2 separate regions of the Homo sapiens genome follow, and region 2 is linked to region 1. A link is an interaction called in ENCODE POLR2A ChIA-PET data of the cell type or tissue named here. Cell type or tissue: MCF 10A. All regions are shown on one strand. Each heading gives the region's core, and the rest is flanking DNA. Links, peaks and the distances in the headings are about the cores only.

Region 1 (6,711 bases), core at 497-5,496:
CTCTATCACACACACACAAAATACAAGAATTAGCTGGGTACGGTGGCATGCACCTACAGTCCCAGCTACTTGGGGGCTGAGGTGGGAGGATCCCTTGAGCCCAGGAACCAGAGGTTGCAGTGAGAAAAAAAAAAAAAAAGAAATAAAACTGTGGCAAATGAATTCTAGAAAAAGACCCTCTAGGCCAACAAGACCAGAAACGAAGGGTGCAAGGACATTTTCCAGCCAAAGAGCTGCCCTCCCCACGACAAGGGTCAGCCGGTGGTGGATGTGGGAGGAAGAGGCTGGTTCCGCAGCTGGGGGGGAGTGGGGTGGGGTCCGGCTCGGCCTACCGTCTCCAGGCGGCGGTGCAGCTCCAGGGACTTGCTGAGCAGCCCCCTCCTCCTTGCGATCTCCGCAGAGAACTGGTCACAGAGGTGCCGGAGCTCCTGGCACTTTGGGCGGATGGAGTCTACCGCGTAGTGCTTGTTCCCAATGAGCTGCTCGCCGTCCAGAGACAGGGCCCGGGCCCTCTCCACGGCCACCTGTGGACGGCCACCCAGAGGACCAGCTCAGGCCTCTTTCTGTTCGAGGCACACAGTGCCTTGCTGTACGGGATGTGTGTCCCGGGGCACACGTGTGTCTTGATTTCTTTGTTTACTGCTGCGGATGCCTGAGATGCTGCTTAATCCCCGAAGCTGTTCTGTGGCAAGTGCTTCTGGGGGCTGTGGTGGTCCCAGCAAAGGCATTGACCGTCTGCAGGGACCTGACCCAGAGGAGGCCGGGCAGGGCCATGTGCTGTGGGTGGGGTGTGGGAGGGGAGGGGTACAGGCAGCAGCACCCCCCACCCCATGGACATCCCCGGGGGGCTGTGGGGTCCGTTCTCCGTAGGCGGGAGGCCCATTCCTGCGCCTTCCTGAGCAGCACTTGATGATGCTGCCCACACTCTCCCGCCGCCCCCGCCGGGACCCCGCCTTACGCCTGATTTCTCCTCGAAGCTGGCCAGGTCCCTCAGCAGGTGCTCCACATGCGCCAGGCTGTTGCCGATGTCTGTGAAGGTTGCTATCTTCTGGGACGCTGCGTCCAAGATGGCTTTGACCTGGAACAGAGGAGGGCCCATCTCAGGGGGGTGTCTCCCTCACCTGAACAGAGAGAACCCACTCCAGTGCTCCAGATCAGGGAAATGACAGAATTCAAAGTCGGGCCAAGTGGTCATCAATCAAGCAGGGACCACAGTCAGACAGGTGCAAAGTCGGCCCCGAGTGGTCACCAATCAAGCGGGGACCGTGGGGCCTCTGGGTCGACGCTACCCACCAGTGACCTCACTGGCAGAACAATTGTTTCTCTGTGGCTTGTGTGTGCCTCCGTTTATCAACCACACGCCTGAAAACAGCATGAGGAGAAGATGAGATCACGCAAGGACAAAGGCCCTGGGAGCCGAAAGCCAGCAGCAATATGGACACTGGAATTGTCAGCATTCCTACTGGATCCTAGGTGTGGAGAGTTATGTAACTCAGTCCCTTCTAGCTTGCTACTAACTTCTAATGTCTACGATTTCTGCTGTTGGCAGGAAGACAATGGGTGTCATAGAAATGATTTTTATTTTAATTTTTAATTTTTTTTTTTTGAGACGGAGTTTTGTTCTTGTTGCCCAGGCTGGAGTGCAGTGGCGTGATCTTGGCTCACTGTAACCTCTGCCTCTCTGGTTCAAGTGATTTTCCTGCCTCAGCCTCCCAAGTAGCTGGGATTACAGGCACCAGCCATCACGCCCAGCTAATTTTTGCATTTTTAGTAGAGATGGGGTTTCACCATGTTGGCCAGGTTGGTCTTGAACTCCTGACCACAGGTGATCCACCCGTCTTGGCCTCCCACAGTGCTGGGATTACAGGTGTGAGCCACCATGCCTGGCCTGATTTTTAAAACATATGACCACTTATTCCTTTAAATACAAAAGCTTTTAATTTTTGTTATTGGAAATGATCCTGAGAATGGGTGTGTACGCAGACATCCCAGTGCCAAGGGGGTTGTAGTTCAGATGGCCTGGGGTTGAAGGCCAGGAAGGCAGGATTCTTGTCCATCCTTGAACCCCCTGCATCTGGCACAGCTGATGAGTGAGACTTCTCTCCATGTTACGCACAGCCACTGAGTTATGGATAATGCACCACCTCTCAGAAACTAGCTCGGATATAGAAGAACTCAATACCATCAACCAACAGGATCTAACTGATATGTATAAAACTTCACCTAACAATAGCAGAATACACATTCTTTTCAAGTGAGGAACATATACCAAGAAAGACCATATTCTTGGGCTGCAAAACAAATCTCAACACATTTATAAGAACAGAAATCATACAGAGTATGTTCTCTGATTACAATGAATCAAACTTGAAATCAAGAATGGAAAGACAACGGGAAAATCTCTGAACACTGGAAGCCAAACAACATACATTTAAAGAATGGATGGGTCAAAGAGGAAGTTCCAAGGGAAATTGGAAAAAAAAAAAAAAAAAGCTGGAGTAAATGAAAAAGAAAATACAATACATCAAAATTTGTGGAACACAGCTAAATCAGTGATGAGAGGGAAATTTATAGTGTTCTTATTAAATATGTATGTTAGAAAAGAGGAACAGTCTCAAATAAAGAATGTAAGTTCCCACCAAAGCAATTTGTAGAAATAATAAAGGTAGGATCAGAAATCAATGAAACTGAGAACAGAAAACAACAGAGAAAACTAATGAAACAAAGAACGAGTTCTTTGGAAAGATGAGGAGTGATACATCTCAATCTAGATTGACAAAGAAAAAAGGAAAAGATGCAAATTACAAATATCAGAAATGAAACAGGGAATATCACTACAGACCCTGCAGACGTCAAAAAGATAAGAAAGAATACTATAAACAACCCTACACATTGCCTTGAAAAGCACACTACTATATCTCATTGTGAAACAGATAGTTTCAATAGTTGCGTAACTATTAAGGACACTGAATTCATAATTTTAAAAGTCTCCCAAAGAAATCTCTAGGCCCAGATAGTTTTATTGAGCATCTACAAGAATCCTACAACTAACATTACACCTGACAGTGAAAAACTAAACACTTTCCTCCTAAGGTTGGGGACAAAGCAGAGATGTCCAGTCTCGCCACTCTTATCATATGGTGGAAGCTCTAGTTGGGGCAGTACGCAGTGGGGCAGGGTGTTGTGGGTGGGGGGTAGAATAAAAGGCATATCTTCAAAAAGGAAGAAACCAAACTGTCCTTATTTGCACATGACATGATGGTCTATATGGAAAATGTCAAGGACTTCACAAAAAACCATCTCAAATACGTGTGCTCAGCAAGGTCGCAGGAGACAAGATAAATATACAAAAATCAATTGTGTTTCTATGTGCAGCAATGAATACATAAATGCCAAAATTAAAAATATAATACTGTGATGACTTCTTAAAGTGGAATATTAAAGGTAAGTCAAACAAAATACGTACTGAACTTGTGTGCTGAGAACTACTCGACACTGATGAAAGAAATCAAATGTTGGGAATACCATGTTTGTTGACTAGAAGAGTCAACACAGTAAAGACATTTCTTCTCCTTAAAATATAGGTTTAACACAACTCCTATGAAAACCCCAGGAAATTTGTTTTCATATATGTAGACAAGATAATTTTAAAATTGCCATGAAAAGGCAAAAGAACTAGAAGCTAACACAATTTTGAAAAAGAAAACAAAGAGGGAAGAATGAGTGTACTTGATTTCAAGACATTATATAGTTGCAGCAATTAAGACCTTGTGGTACAGACAGAGGAAGAGGTATGTAGATAAACATAATTGAATAGAGAGTCTCCAGAACAGACCCACACAAATGTGCCCAGAGCTTTGACAACGGTGGAGAAGAAATCCAGTGGAAGAAAGGGCCTTTTCAACAAACAGTGCTACAGCAATTGGACATCCAGAGGTAAAACAAATCATGATCTAATTCTCATACCTTATACAAAAATTAGCTCAAATTAGGTCATAGACTTCAATGTAAAACTATGAAATTTGAGGGGAAAAAGGCTTAGGGGAATATACTTGGAATCTAGGACCAAAAGTATAAACCTTAAAAGGAGAAATTGACAAATTGGAGTTCGTCAAAATTAAATGCTTTGGCTACGTGAAAAACCCTGTTAAAGAGGATGAAAAGACAAGTTACAGACCAGGAGAAAATATTCGCAAACCACATATGTGGCAAAGAACTAGTATCTGCAGTATATAAGGAATTCTCAAAATGTAACAAAACCGTAAAACAAAAGCACAAAACCAAACAATCCAGTTAGAAAATGGGCAACAGAAATAAGACATTTTACCAAAGAGGATATGCGAATGGCAAATAAGCACGTGGAAAGGTGTTTAGCACCATCAACACTGGGGAAACGCAACAGAAAACCACCGTGAGATGGCACACACATCAGGATGTGAGCATAATATGAAGAATCACTACCCCACCACGTGCTGGGGAAAGGGGAAGCAACTAGTCTCTCATACACTGAGAACCGTTTGGCATTTTCTTAAACGAAACATGCAACTACTATATAACCCTGCAATTACATTCTGGGCACTTAAGCCCAAGAAATGAAAACTTACATTTACACCAACATCAGTATATCAATGTTTGTAACAGCTTTATCTGTAATACTCAAATCCGGAAACAACCCAGATACCCTTCAACAGGTGAATGATTGAAAGAACTGTGGTCCGTCCACACCGGGGAACACAATGAGTGAGCCACCGGCACCTGGGGGTCTGCAGAGAGCTGTGCTGAGCAAACAAACAAATCCCGAGAGTGACATTCTGTGGGATTCATTAATGTCACATTCTTGAAATGGCAAAAGCACAGCCACGGAAACAGATGAGTGGTTGCCGGGGGCTGAGGAGGGACATGGGTGAGTCCACGAAGGGCCGCAGGAGGGAGACGTCTGGGTCTGGCTGCACTGGCCGTGTCGCTGTGCACCTCATGACTGTGACGCCGTCCTACAGTCTGGCACACAGCAGGCACATCCTACATGCATGTTGAATAAAAGGGCATGCAAATGACTATGAAGGGAGAGCAAAGGCTTCCTGCTACTTTACGAATAATGCAGTGTAAGTGCATCCCAGTGAGCTGATTTTCAATCACCTTTCTATACAATGACGCAGTCATCAATCGTGCATTTCAAGGCTCAGCCTGACTTAATCTCACAGGCTCCACCTGGCAAGCGGAGACTTTTCTGCATTAAGCCAAAGTCAACTGGGTGGCACGGCTCAGCTCCCGGCACTGGGACCAGGGCGCAGGCACAGGAGGCCCCGTGAGCATCAGGGCGGCTGCCGGCTCCACCCAGGGCCACTCACCTCCCGGAAGCCCTGCTCAAAGTGCCGGAGCTGCAGACACTGCTCCAGTTTCTGCTGATGCTTTGCCCAGAACTCATCGAAGGCAGCCTCGGTTTCGTTCAGCTGGGCCAGGAGCCTGGGAAAGAGGAGGAGTTGACCGTCTGTGTGGCCCACGGCGCCCCATGCAACGTGGAGCGCGGTGGGTGTTCAAGCGACCCCAAGGCTCATCTCCACCCCGGGCCTTCCTGAGATCCTGGCCTCCGCTCACTCCCTGCACCTAAACCTGGGATCTGCGGGCGCGGGCACTCAGGGCCGTCAGCATGGGAGGGAGGCCCTGGAGAAAGCATCAGGGGCTGTGTCCTTTCCTTCCTGCTTCTCTCCCTCTAGGTCACTGCGACTAGGCTGAGCCGCCGAGTTTGTTCATTTTTATTTTTTAAAAGTTTAAAAACTTTTTTTAAAATTTATTTTTTGAGATAGGGTCTGGTTCCATCACCTGGGCTGGGTGCAGTGGTGCAGTCTCGGCTCACTGCAACCTCTGCCTCCGCGTAGCTGGGACTCCAGCTGTGCACCACCCAGGTGCAATCTCGGCTCACTGCGACCTCTGCCTCCACGTAGCTGGGACTCCAGCTGTGCACCACCCAGGTGCAATCTCGGCTCACTGCGACCTCTGCCTCCGCGTAGCTGGGACTCCAGCTGTGCACCACCCAGGTGCAATCTCGGCTCACTGCGACCTCTGCCTCCGAGTAGCTGGGACTCCAGCTGTGCACCACCCAGGTGCAATCTCGGCTCACTGCGACCTCTGCCTCCGCGTAGCTGGCACTCCAGCTGTGCACCACCCAGGTGCAATCTCGGCTCACTGCGACCTCTGCCTCTGCGTAGCTGGGACTCCAGCTGTGCACCACCCAGGTGCAATCTCGGCTCACTGCGACCTCTGCCTCCGAGTAGCTGGCACTCCAGCTGTGCACCACCCAGGTGCAATCTCGGCTCACTGCGACCTCTGCCTCCGCGTAGCTGGGACTCCAGCTGTGCACCACCCAGGTGCAATCTCGGCTCACTGCGACCTCTGCCTCCGCGTAGCTGGCACTCCAGCTGTGCACCACCCAGGTGCAATCTCGGCTCACTGCGACCTCTGCCTCCGAGTAGCTGGCACTCCAGCTGTGCACCACCCAGGTGCAATCTCGGCTCACTGCGACCTCTGCCTCCGCGTAGCTGGGACTCCAGCTGTGCACCACCCAGGTGCAATCTCGGCTCACTGCGACCTCTGCCTCCGCGTAGCTGGGACTCCAGCTGTGCACCACCCAGGTGCAATCTCGGCTCACTGCGACCTCTGCCTCCGAGTAGCTGGCACTCCAGCTGTGCACCACCCAGGTGCAATCTCGGCTCA
Region 2 (6,711 bases), core at 505-5,504, 140 kb before region 1:
GGCCTAGAAAAGTACAGCCACAAGTAGATTTTCTGCAATTATAAACTCTACTTTCTAATTCCTACCCAATGAGACACATGGACAGCTACAGTACTGGGAGGAGGCTGGGGAATGAGATTGAGTCCAGATTAAAGGATTTTCTATAGGATGCCAAGGAGCCCAGAGACTCCCCTGTAGACGTCTGAGTCACAGCTGGTGTGGCAGCAGAATTCTGAGATGCTCCTGCCCTGTCCCCACGTGGAGGATGCCTCACACGCAACTGTGAACGAGGCTGTGAATACGAAGGTCATCATTCCTTGACTGGGTTACGGGTTACATCATATAAGGCCCTATCTCAGCAGGTCAGACAGGCAGATTCTCCTGCTGGTCTAGAAGCAGAAAAGAGTCGTGCTGTGAGAGGAGAGGCAAGGACCTGTGCATGTGGAGCTGAGAGTGACACCAAGCAACACGGGACAGAAGGCAGGGCCCTCAGTCCCACTACCACAGGAACTGGCTTCCGCCAACTGCCTGCCCGTGCTAGCAAAGACCTCAGGTGAGGCCCCAACCTGGCTGACACCTTGACTCTGCCCGTGAGACTGAGCATAGAATCCACTGAATCCTGCCTGGCCTCCTGACAGACACAACTGTGCGCTGATAAGTGGGTGTCTCCATAAGTCGCCAAGTCGATGGGACTTTGTTGCCTATCACAGAAAGCCAATGCAGATGGTGTTTATTAGAATAAAGGATACTCAAACTTGAAGACATTTTTCAGAACATTTCCTAAATACTTCAACCATACCCAATAAATGAACACGGTTTCCCTTTAATTCAAATCAGCAAAATAATTTAAATGGTAAATTTCGCTTACAAACCTATCAAATAAAAGAGAACTTTAAAAGCTGTTGTTTTAATATTAAGGATACTCATTAGCTCTTTATCATAATAATGTTCAGTTTTAAAAGACTTAGATAATGAATAGAAACTTTATGAACCAAAAAAAGGATATTCTCTAAACGGAAGGATCTGTGCCTGGACGTGGTCTTCACAGGCCTGACGCAGTTGCTTGTAGAGCATTGGGGAGACTTTGTGAGAACAGAGATTTTCCACAGCCTGCAAACAAAAGGGCTACATCAATTCTTCAGTATGAACAACAGATTGGTTCATAAAAAAACCCTATTGTTAACATAGCTGTAATCATAAGAAAAAGGCACCCCACACCCTACCCCAGTACTTCAGGAATCTACAAATAAATTACTTATTATGGCTAAGTTTAGGGCACTTCTCGTTGGAACACTGCAGTCCAGTCATAGTTGGCATGGGGGTAGAGGTAACAACAGTTAATGTGGGCACATTGCACCTGCTGGACCTCGGGTCCCAGGCAGCTGGCCTGCACCACTCCTGAGCATCTATGGTGCCCAGTCACTTGGGACTTCTCAACAGGTTTGATCCTCACAGGCCTGTTTCCGGGTGCTCCGATTCCTCAGTCTGAGATGGGGGTCACTGGAGTGTGTTTGTGTTTAAGTTCACCTTGATGATTACAAAGTGAAATCAGGGCTAGAGAACCAAGAAAATCTTTTCCCTCAGTGACCACCTTCCCATCAGGAAGGAGAACAACAGGCTGGGCCTTCCCCTCACACTCCCCAGGGCAGTGATTCAATCCAAACTGAGCTTTTTCTGGGTGACACAGGCCAGACTGTATTGTTTCCTATTTATTTTTCTGCAGGCTAGATGTGTAATTCACTTCAGTTTGTTTAATTAATAAACTTTCTTTTTTATTCTGTGAACACCCCTAATACAAGAAGAAATCTTTTTTTTTTGAGTTGGAGTCTTGCTCTGTCACCCAGGCTGGAGTGCAAAGGCAGGATCTTGGCTCACTGCAACCTCCACCTCCCGGGTTCAAGCGATTCTCCTGCCTCAGCCTCCCGAGTAGCTGGGATTATAGGCACCTGCCACCACGCACAGGTTAATTTTTGTATTTTCAGTAGAGGAGGGGTTTCGCCATGTTGGCCAGGCCGGTCTCAAACGCCTGACCTCAGGTGATTTGTCCGCCTCGGCCTCCCACAGTGCTGGGATTACAGGCATGAGCCACCGTGCCCAGCTGACACCATTTTTTGAAGCAGAAAATTTTTTCTCACAATATTTTTACTCACCTCAAAGAAACAATGCTTGTACATTCTTACCAGTTCTAATAAAATTTCCTTTCCAATCTTAGGTACAAAAACTTAAACTCATTCAATTCCAATATGAAATATTATAAACAGAAATATGGTTTTTCTAACAAGTTTTGAACCAATGTGGGGTTCGAAAAATGTGGGGATATACAGAATAAAAACACTTTAGATAAATAATCTGAATTTAATTAGGATACAATATACCCCTAGGAAAAAAGGTAAATTAAAGTTATAAAGCTATTCATTTTACTAATACTTACACAAGTATTAATAATTCCAATACTAAATATCGGAGAGCTGCTACATATTAACCAAAGTTAAATACATACAGTGATTACTACCATATAAAATACATGCATATTTACAAAGATCAAAAGAGGATGTGGAATAATTATAATCCTGTTTTTAATTATAATCCTGTTTTCTAGCAAGCTTATTATCAGCATAATAACAAAGAAATACAAACTTTCCCCCTACATTTTGTCTTACTATAGAAACGGAATTCCTACCCACATTCTGTATTTACTTTAACTCCTTTCTCAAACTCTTCAATTCCATCCCTTTGAATTCCATATCTTCATAATTTGGTCAAAGATCTGCCATCCTTTTGTCTCCTCAAACAACCAAGAGAACTTTACGACAAAGGTTTTGCTCCAGTAGTTAAACATTAGTGAATCCCACAAACATAATTATTACAAAGTAAGTTTTTTATATAACACATGAAGAAAATGTATTTTCTTCAGCAAAAATCAACAGTAACTTAGGACCATTTTCTGGATGTTTTAATTCCTAGACCAAGAACCAATATCCTTAAAACCATCTTTTCCTGGTTGTGGCAAATGACTAAATATTTTATAACCCACTCTGCCTCCTATGTGTCCTATTTGGTGCACATTTACTATTCATATGAGTCATACTGCAATTTACTTTGTTTTTAAAATTAAGAATTTAAGAACCTCTCAAAACAAGTGGCAAGCCCTGGGTAACCCAGGTTTGCTGTAGGTGCTGAGTCAGGACTCCCGGCTTCATATTACAGGCACTCATCACTGGAAAGGCGACAGCCTTTGTTTCTCCCCGCCCTGCCAACTCCTTGCTGGCAGGAACATACTGGAAGACTTTTTTGTGCTGTTATAGAAGCAGCACAACACAGGAGTTGCCCCTCCCCCAAATGGATTTTTGACACTCAATCATACTTTGAGATTTAGAAATACCCTCTCTGGATGCATAAAGCAACTAATCAGATGGTACTGTGTGCTTCATGTTGGTGCACTCAGGCCATTAGCATTTTAAAGATTCACCCCAGAGAAAAGGAATGTAATCCAATGATCGGAGGTAGAGAAGTATCATTTGCATTCTACTCCTATTAGTATCAAGATGCTTTCCTTGTATCAACAGCCAAGTGAGGAAATTTGGTGTATATCTACAGCCAGCACTGTCTCTTCTCACATCACAGCTACTTCCTAACTAGCAGGTTCATCAAATGATTGTCTGTATTAGCTCAACAGACACGTGTGTGAATGTCAAATACACGTCTATTTATAGTGTCAAAGCATTGCCTGGAGTGAACTCACTGCTACTTAAACAAAATGCTCACTGCGGATAAGGGCAATCCCTGCTCTCAGATGTGGAAGACAGAACAAGGAAGGCCATGGAGCTGTGGGACATGACCTCCATAGTCACACAGAGACCTCCACAGCCACATGGGACGTGACCTCCATAGTCACACAAAGACCTCCACAGCCACACAGATGAGACCTCCATAGTCACACAGCGACCTCCACAGCCACATGGGACGTGACCTCCATAGTCACACAAAGACCTCCACAGCCACGTGGACGAGACCTCCATAGTCACACACGACCTCCACAGCCACATGGGACCATGGGACGTGACCACCATAGTCACCCAAAGACCTCCACAGCCACACAGACGAGACCTCCATAGTCACACAGAGACCGCCACAGCCACATGGACGAGACCTCCATAGTCACACACGCGACCTCCACAGCCACACGGACGAGACCTCCATAGTCACACAGCGACCTCCACAGCCACATGGGACGCGACCTCCATAGTCACACAGCGACCTCCACAGCCACACAGACGAGACCTCCATAGTCACACAGCGACCTCTACAGCCACACGGGACGCGACCTCCATAGCCACACAGCGACCTCCACAGCCACATGGGACGCGACCTCCATAGTCACACAGAGACCTTCAGAGCCACATGGATGAAACCTCCATAGTCACACAGAGATCTCCACAGCCACACGGGACGTGACCTCCACAGTCACGCAGAGACCTCCACGGCCACATGGGACGTGACCTCCATAGTCACAAAGAGACCTCCACAGCCACATGGACGAGACCTCCATAGTCACACAACAACCTCCATAGTCACATAGCGACCTCCATAGGCACACAGTAACCTCCATGGTCACACAGCGACCTCCACAGCCACATGGGACGTGACCTCCATAGTCACACAGCGACCTCCACGGCCACATGCGACGTGACCTCCATGGTCACAGAGACCTCCACAGCCACATGGATGAGACCTCCATAGTCACACAGCGACCTCCATAGTCACATAGCGACCTCCATAGTCACACAGCAACCTCCACAGTCACACAGCGACCTCCACAGCCACACGGGATGTGACCTCCATACTCCCACACAGACCTCCATAGCCACACGGACGAGAGAGACCTCCATAGTCACACAGCGACCTCCACAGCCACACGGAACGCGACTTCCATGGTCACACAGTGACCTCCACAGCCACACGGGACGCGACCTCCACAGTCACACAGCAACCTCCACAGTCACATAGACAAGACGTCCACAGCCACAAAGGACGAGACCTCCATAGTCACACAGCAACCTCCACAGCCACACAGACAAGATGTCCACAGCCACATGGGACGTGACCTCCACAGTCACACAGCGACCTCCACAGCCACACGGGACGAGACCTCCATAGTCACATAGCTACCTCCAGAGTCATATAGCGACCTTCACAGCCACACAGGATGAGACCTGTGTGGCTGTGGAGGTCCCATTCCTACGCTGGGCCTGCAGCTTGGGTGTGAGGGAAGGATGCCACCTAATACAAAGGACTAACCTCTCTCTTTCACTGACCATTATCACCTGGTATCAACATGTCATGAAGACAACTACTCCGTGACTCAAGAAAGACAGCCTGGCTTTCCTCAGAACTTGCATGTCAGCCGGGTGCAATGGCTCACGCCTGGAATCCCAGCACTTCGGGAGGCCAAGGCAGGAGGACTGTTTGAGTCCAGGAGTTCCCAAGGAGCCTGGACAACATAGGGAGGCCACACCTCTCTCTCTCTTTTTTTTTAAAGGGCCTGAGAGGTTTGTTTTTGTGCAACAAAAAACAAAAAAACCAGTTCTAAATCAAAACACAGCCTTTCTCTGAAACCTTTCTAGAAATGCAGTCTTCAGTTTTCTGTTGTCTCATTTAGCAACAAGCAGGACTAAAACATAGAGACACAAGACACAGAAGATGCACTTTCTTCAGGAGTTAGTTATTACAGACCGAAATTCAGGTCGTTCAATGGAAAAGATCCATGCCTTCACAACATTCTCCTCTACACACTACAGGAGGAAAATGATAAAAACAAAGTAACAAACAGAAACAACAGGCCAGCTGAGGCCCAAAAAGTGTAAGTGACAGGACTCCTAAGGTGTTTAGACGTAGAGGGAGAGTGAGCAAAACCAAAAACCAAACACGAAACCAAACCTTTCAAACTTGGGTGAGAATTGGTCCTTTCACATAAGATTCTTTGGCAAAGTATACACCACCCCACCTATACAAAAACTGAGACTTTATTTTGAAACACCAAGTCAAATGTATTGCCTGCTTGATCAGACATCAGTAATTTCACATTTGCTTTTCTTAGATTTCTATCCCATTTGCTTCCAATAGATCTGAGGCAGCTCATGCTTCAGACTCTGTGAGAGGCCAGAAGCCCACCTGTGCGTGGAGAGATGATCACAAGTAAGTGAATCAACTGATTCCACATATCCCCTGGTGGGGCAGCACCTCCAGAGATGCCCCTGGAATTTGCGATGTCTCATTCCAAGGAGGAACCAGTGACTGTCATTTTGGGGTAAGCACTCCTAGTTCTCAGGGTTTCAAGACAGACACCTAAGGCACCTACAAACATTGTTCATAATATCTAGTGATTGTTTTATAAGACATATCACTGTGTACAAGGTGTTGCAAAGTAATTCCGCCTTTTTAAGTAAAAATAATGAGGCAGCAGATATCAGACAGCCAAATCTCCAGGAAAAGAGTAGTAAGAAGCTTTAGCTGTAAGGTATCATATTTTATTAAACCAAAGACCTCTGAGAGTTCAGGTGGGACTCGTTTCTAGTCAAGACACAGTACAAGAACTGTATTAACTTTCTGCCTGAAATAACCACAAAATCAGGCAAAATATACGAAGCAACAGTTTTCGAAGCACTGAGTACTGGGCTATGAAAGACAGTGAATCTCAGAAAGATGGGAGACAAACAGGCCCCAACTGCTCAG

What was found. Peaks named below come from ENCODE experiments on the same cell type or tissue, not always from the same donor. Only the 100,000 strongest peaks of a DNase experiment are listed, where the experiment ranks them.
Region 2: POLR2A ChIA-PET joins it to region 1 with 6 read pairs; 3 of 35 experiments call an interaction of 5 or more read pairs at or near these places.

What each region holds. Positions count from the first base shown.
Region 1 is chr13:113,068,811-113,075,521 of GRCh38, reverse strand. It overlaps MCF2L (MCF.2 cell line derived transforming sequence like), which reads right to left. Exons shown (of 30, transcript NM_001112732.3): 9 at 5,349-5,463; 10 at 959-1,078; 11 at 333-524. Among named protein-coding and RNA genes, the nearest start is that of F7, 34 kb to the left of the region's middle. In MCF 10A, for the core only: no CTCF peak of the experiment used is centred there; no DNase peak of the experiment used is centred there.
Region 2 is chr13:113,213,323-113,220,033 of GRCh38, reverse strand. It overlaps CUL4A (cullin 4A), which reads right to left. Exons shown (of 20, transcript NM_001008895.4): 3 at 986-1,089. Among named protein-coding and RNA genes, the nearest start is that of CUL4A, 7.1 kb to the right of the region's middle. In MCF 10A, for the core only: no CTCF peak of the experiment used is centred there; a DNase peak (open chromatin) is centred at 3,193.